Linked DNA regions of Mus musculus: region 1 is linked to region 2. The links are chromatin contacts, found by Hi-C in ENCODE. All regions are on one chromosome and are shown on one strand. Each heading gives the region's core, a stretch centred on a gene start or an enhancer-like site at or near the end of the contact. The rest is flanking DNA. Distances are from core to core; before and after follow the strand shown.

Evidence for each region. Hi-C counts contacts between places; a loop is a spot of excess contacts on that map.
Region 1: a loop to region 2 is called in a map of v-Abl transformed pro-B cells, with 4 times the contacts of the local background. The contact joins the promoter of Atp11c here to the promoter of F9 in region 2. A Hi-C loop is called at or near these places in 15 of 37 maps with a recorded cell type or tissue (CH12.LX, Patski, adrenal gland and 5 more).

Annotation. Positions count from the first base shown.
Region 1 is chrX:60,402,735-60,405,434 of GRCm38, reverse strand. It overlaps Atp11c (ATPase, class VI, type 11C), which reads left to right and starts at 1,430. Exons shown (of 30, transcript NM_001037863.2): 1 at 1,430-1,630. The coding sequence starts at 1,604.
Region 2 is chrX:59,998,214-60,000,913 of GRCm38, reverse strand. It overlaps F9 (coagulation factor IX), which reads right to left and starts at 1,450. Exons shown (of 8, transcript NM_007979.2): 1 at 1,363-1,450. The coding sequence starts at 1,450.

The DNA of each region.
Region 1 (2,700 bases), core at 181-2,680, 400 kb before region 2:
TCAGGAGTTCACATTAGGTCGAGGGAATAGCTGAGCCCAACCTTTCCAGGTTGTTGAGAGAACTCGCCTCTCCGTAGAGAAGAGCTCCCTTTACCTACTTCTTCAACATGTTTATAGAAGAATTTGAAAGTTCTCAGCTCACAGCCTAGGGCCGGGTCTCAGAAGGTAGTGGAAAAAAAGGGTGGGAGCAGAGAGAACTGTCCAGGTTCAAGGGAATACTTGACCAAGCTTTCATTTTTAAGTTTTAAACTTTTGTAAATGCAAATGTTAAGTTAGCAAGTTGAGGGCGTGCAAGATTTCTTGTGGCGTAAATGTTGAGTTCTGGGAAAGTCTTTCAGCATTCGGGGCTTTATGTAATTTATCCTCATCACATTTCCCACAGCTAAGAATCTACCCAGTGTTTCTGATTTCTGCACGCAGCTGGTAGGGAGAACCTCGGGCAGCTTCCCTCTGCAACCCTGTGAACTGACTGGAGCCGTGCATATGGGGGAGCTCCCAGCCCACAATATCAGTCCAAGCGAACCCTTGGACTACAACTCCCAGGGTGCCCCAGGAGCGTGGAAAAGGGCGGGCGATCAAGGAGAGGGTGGCAGGGAAATCCCGCCCCGCTGCGCAGCACCAACGACACAAAGCCCGACTTTACAACCTCCTAGAGAAAGTGGAAGTAAGCGGGCTTAGGTGGGGTAGTCAGACGACAGGGAACGCAAAGCCCCAAAGCCCCAACCCCAACTGCGAGGTGAAGACGGCTTAGGTGGGACCCAAGAGGGACGCCTGGAGGGGGCGGCTTTTGTAACTACTCCAGCCGCCCGCGCCGCGCCCGCCCGCCCGCGCCAGGGTCCCCTTAGTCCCCGGCTCGTCCCGAGTCGTCCCTCAGAGAGCGGCCACTCCCGGGCAGGAAGCGGGCACGCCTGGAAGCCTCGAGGCGGGCCGCACCGAGGCTCTCCTCAGCCAGAAGTGCTGGGCGGGCGAAAGCGCGGGGCCGAGGAAGGACTGCGAGCGAAGCGGCGCCAACGGACGAGTTAGGGCCGGGGTGAGGGAGACCGTGGCTCCTCACAGACCCCTGGGAGTCCTGCCAGGCGAGGCGCGGGGACGCCCGAGACGGGCGACCGCTGAAGCGGGCGAGTGGGGACTCGGCCGGGGGCTTAGCGGCAGGACGAGCGTGAGGCGCGGGGTGCCGAGGCGGGCGCTGACGGGGAGCCAGGCTGAGCAGCGGCCGGTCCGCCATCCCTCCCCCGCGCGCCGGGCTCGCTGCGAGGCGGGCTGCGGCGGGAGCGCGGGGCGGTGCTGGGGCCAGATAAGGGGAGCGACGGGGCCGCCGCCCCCGAGGCGGGCGGGCCGGGGCTGGGGGCGGGTCGCGGGGAGGGCGGGGCGGGGCGGGGCGGCGAGCGCGCGGGCGGGCGGGCGGTTGGGCGGCCGGGGGCGGGGGCGCGCAGAGGCGAGGAGGGCAGGCGGCAGGAGGGCAGGCGGCAGCGGGCTGGCGACAGGGCAGGCGAGCTAGCTGTCCGCTTTGCGCCGCGGGCCCACGCCGCAGTGTGTTTTGTGGACGGCGCCTTCCCAGACAGCCCAGCGGAGCCCAGCCTGGCACCCCGCAGCCTCGGACGCGATGTTCCGCCGGACCCTCAACCGTTTGGTGAGTACACTGGCCGCGGCTCCACGCGTACCCCGGTGGCCCGCTCGCTGGCCCCCCGCCGCTCCTTCGCAGTCTCTGGGCGAGGGGACGAGCGGGACGCGCCAGCCCCCTCCCCCGCCTCTGCGTTTTAGCGGAAACCCGGCGCCCCGGGTGGCCTGGGTGGGGAGGCAGGTGGGGCTCTCGGGCGTCCCACCCCTGCCCCGGGACATTTCAGCTGAGGTTCCCCGAGGCTCTGAGGAACTCTGCCTCCAGCCTGGGGAATCGCCTCGGAGTGACAGACGCGCGGAACTCGGGGCGGGGGGCTCCCCGGGGCGGGGGGCTCAGTTTCCCAATTAGTGGAAGATGGCGTTGAATTATCGGGGAGGAAGCTTTCTTTTGTTTCCTCTGCCACGAGCACGTGGAGGTAAACCTAGACCTGTCACTGTGGCCCAAAAGAAGAGCTAGGGGGCTGAGAGAAGCGGAGGCTAAACCAGGGCTCAGCCTCGCCCGGGCCATGGCCGATGACCAGAGACTGGGCAAACTTTGAGGACTCAGCCTCCAAGCTCACCTTGAGGGTGACAGAAAGAGCGAGGGCTGTGGGCACGATGGGCTGGGGCCAGCAGCGACGGCGGGAGCCTGTTCCAGCTTTACAGACCCTGGGGCTCAAGCCTCGCAGAGCAGCACCCTCTGCTCCAGGCTTGGAATCCACCCGGCAGCTGAACTCCTCCGACCACCTTCTCCACGCCTCTAAAGCCCCCCAGAAAAGGGAATTGTATTTCTGTGGGGAGTGTGGCACGGGATTGGGAGGGAGCGATTTCTGGCTGCTATTGACTTTTTGGATTAACCTGTTTACTCAGAGGGTATGTTAAGAACTGAGTAAAGTAGAGCAGTTTACTTAAAGGATGTTTGTAGCAACTCCCCTAATTTCCAGAAGAGGTGTCAGGGAATAGGATTTTATTTCTGCCACGGATATTAAAGAAAGCCATCATCCTAAAATTTTTATTTTTTTCCCTGTAGTTAAGGGGGAGAATGCAGAATGCTTCCCCATTCCGTCTTAGGATAGACTTAAGGACTTGACAATTTGGTAACTT
Region 2 (2,700 bases), core at 201-2,700:
CTAGCCCCACTCCCCAGCCAGGGCCATTTCCCTGGTTCCCTGACCAAACTGACTCACAATCTTGTTCTTTTTATCCTCAATACTGTCTGGGGATCATATATTTAACACCTCTTTAGTCATTATTGCCACAGCTCTGAAATCATGATTTTTTTCTATCATTTTACATCTGAGATTCCCTCACCACTAAGACGTGCTTGGATCTTTATAAGAGAGTGCTTGGATCTTTTGTTCTCACATAGGTCAATCTGATGCACTAGGTTGAATGACCTGCCTTTATGGTCCACGTAATGAGTTTCCAACATGTATTTTTCATCTCTACCCACTTTGCTAGTGCAGTTTAACCTTTGCATTCTCACATCATCATTTCAGCTTTTAAGTCTGATTCCACAGTTGACATCATGTCTGGAGTGGGAACCAGGAGACCAGCCGATTTTCTGGGGATGCTCAGGGTTGGCACCTCTGATCCTGGCACTGTCACTTGCTTGACTTTAGTAGGTTGACTAGTAAGTGTGATAAATGCATCTGGGGCAATCAGGCTGTTTGTCTAAAGCCAGTAAGTTCTTCCTGTGTGCCTTTCCCTGGGGAGTAATGCCACTGTTGTTGCAAAAAACGAAACCAAACGAAACCCTGATGTGCTGTACTTTGCATGAATTAAGCTACTCCTCTTTCTGGCCATTTGTATACTTACTTTTGTCCCCTAGGGAGGCCTCTGAGTATTATGGTTCTCTAAACATCAGCTCTGAGATGTATGACAGATGAGCTGATTTATTTCCATCTATGTAAAAGCTTTCATTACAGACAGCAACTTAGTAATAAAAGCGTAATCTTTCAATTTTAGCTGAGAAATTAAACTATAAATATATGTTTAAACATTATAACTATGCCTTACCATCTAGTTCTAAAACACTGGAACACATGTAGATTCAAGAAAGACTTTTTATGCAAATTAACCATTGTGGTTTTGATGTTTCCCCTTTTTATTTCAAGGTGATGAGTCTAAAATCCTAAAATAACATGTTTCCTGCTTATTGTGCAATTTCTTTGTTAAGACATTTTCCGATTTTCATTTTTTTAAAACCAAGGACACATAAATTTTAAGTGGAATTATATTGTCAAATCATAAGAATAACTGTATCTATTAAATAAAAATGCACCACAAGCCCTGTAAATGTAGTTCGTTTTTTCAAATATTGAAACTGAAGTTACCACAGAGCCAGAGTTCCTGGCTGACGTGCTTCCTGCTACAATAGAAACTATAGCTGCCAAATCATGAAATCTTGCTTTACTTGATAAAGGTAGTTCTAAATATTTCTGTTTTTAAAGGAGAAGCATATTAAGCATAGCATCGAAAAAGAAACAAACCTGCACATTCGGTACTGAGTAGATATCCTAAAAGGAAGATGGTGATGAGAGCCGGGGATTCTGCCATGACGGTGTTCAGGTGCTTCATGACCTTTGTTAGGAGATTGTGCAAGCGTCAGGGCTAATCAATCGTTCCAAAGTGCAAGCTGAATGGGACTTACTTCTGGGAAATTGTTGTCCATCTCCCTCGGTGTATCTTTGGGCTATTTCCAGTTGGTTCTTGGATCAAGTGAAGAGAATGGTCAGGGCTTGTTATTAAAGTACACTCTGAGGTTCTTGGTTCTGTGAGGGCTCAAATGCCCCAGTGTAGGGGAATGCCAGGACCAGGAAGAAGGGGTGGGTGGGCTGGAGAGCAGGGAGAGGGGGAAAGAGATAGGGGGGTTTTGGAGGGGAAACCAGGAAAGGGGATAACATTTGAAATGTAAATAAAGAAAATATCTAATAATAAAAAAAAGTGGCCGGCCGGTGGTGGCGCACGCCTTTAATCCCAGCACTCGGGAGGCAGAGGCAGGCAGATTTCTGAGTTCGAGGCCAGCCTGGTCTACAAAGTGAGTTCCAGGACAGCCAGGGCTTTACAGATAAACCCTGTCTTGAAAAACAAACAAACAAAACAACAACAACAACAAAACAAAACAAACAAACAAACAAAAAACAAAACAAAACAAAACAAAACAAAACAAAACAAAACAAAACAAAACAAAAAGTGCACTCTGGTTTCATGAGCTGCTGCCACTGGAGCAGAGCTACAATTGTGCTGCCAGGTAAGTTTATCTGTGGGAACTCAGTTTATCTTCATCACAGAGCAATAATATAGAGTTTAAAGATAACAAGTGAATCCTTTTATTTGGTCTATTATGTTAATTTCTTATATATATTTATATATAATGTTTAGAATAGTAACTATGTATCAGCCTGTGACTTGTCATATTTTTAAAATTATTCACCATTAATTTAACCTGAAAAAAAACTCAGTTTCCTTATCTGTAATTGGGAACAGTACACAGTACCTCTACTGTACATATTTCATCATTGGAAGCTTAATAAATAAGATGTCTTAATACTCTGAAAGCTCTTAATGGATATTATTTATTGTCGGTATTTTGTTATTGCTATGTGTGTTTTGATAAATAATAAATGGAAAAATAAATGGAATAGAGAAAATAAAATGGCTAATTTTCCCATGTCTTTGTCAATGTTCTTGTCCTTGCTAATGGGATAAGCAAAAAAAGATACCTTGCTTGTATCTAATTTTGCTCCAATTATGAATTAGAATTCCAATTCCCTTAGAATTAAAGACAATTTGTGTCTTATTAGTTGATGAACTTAGCCTACTTCTAG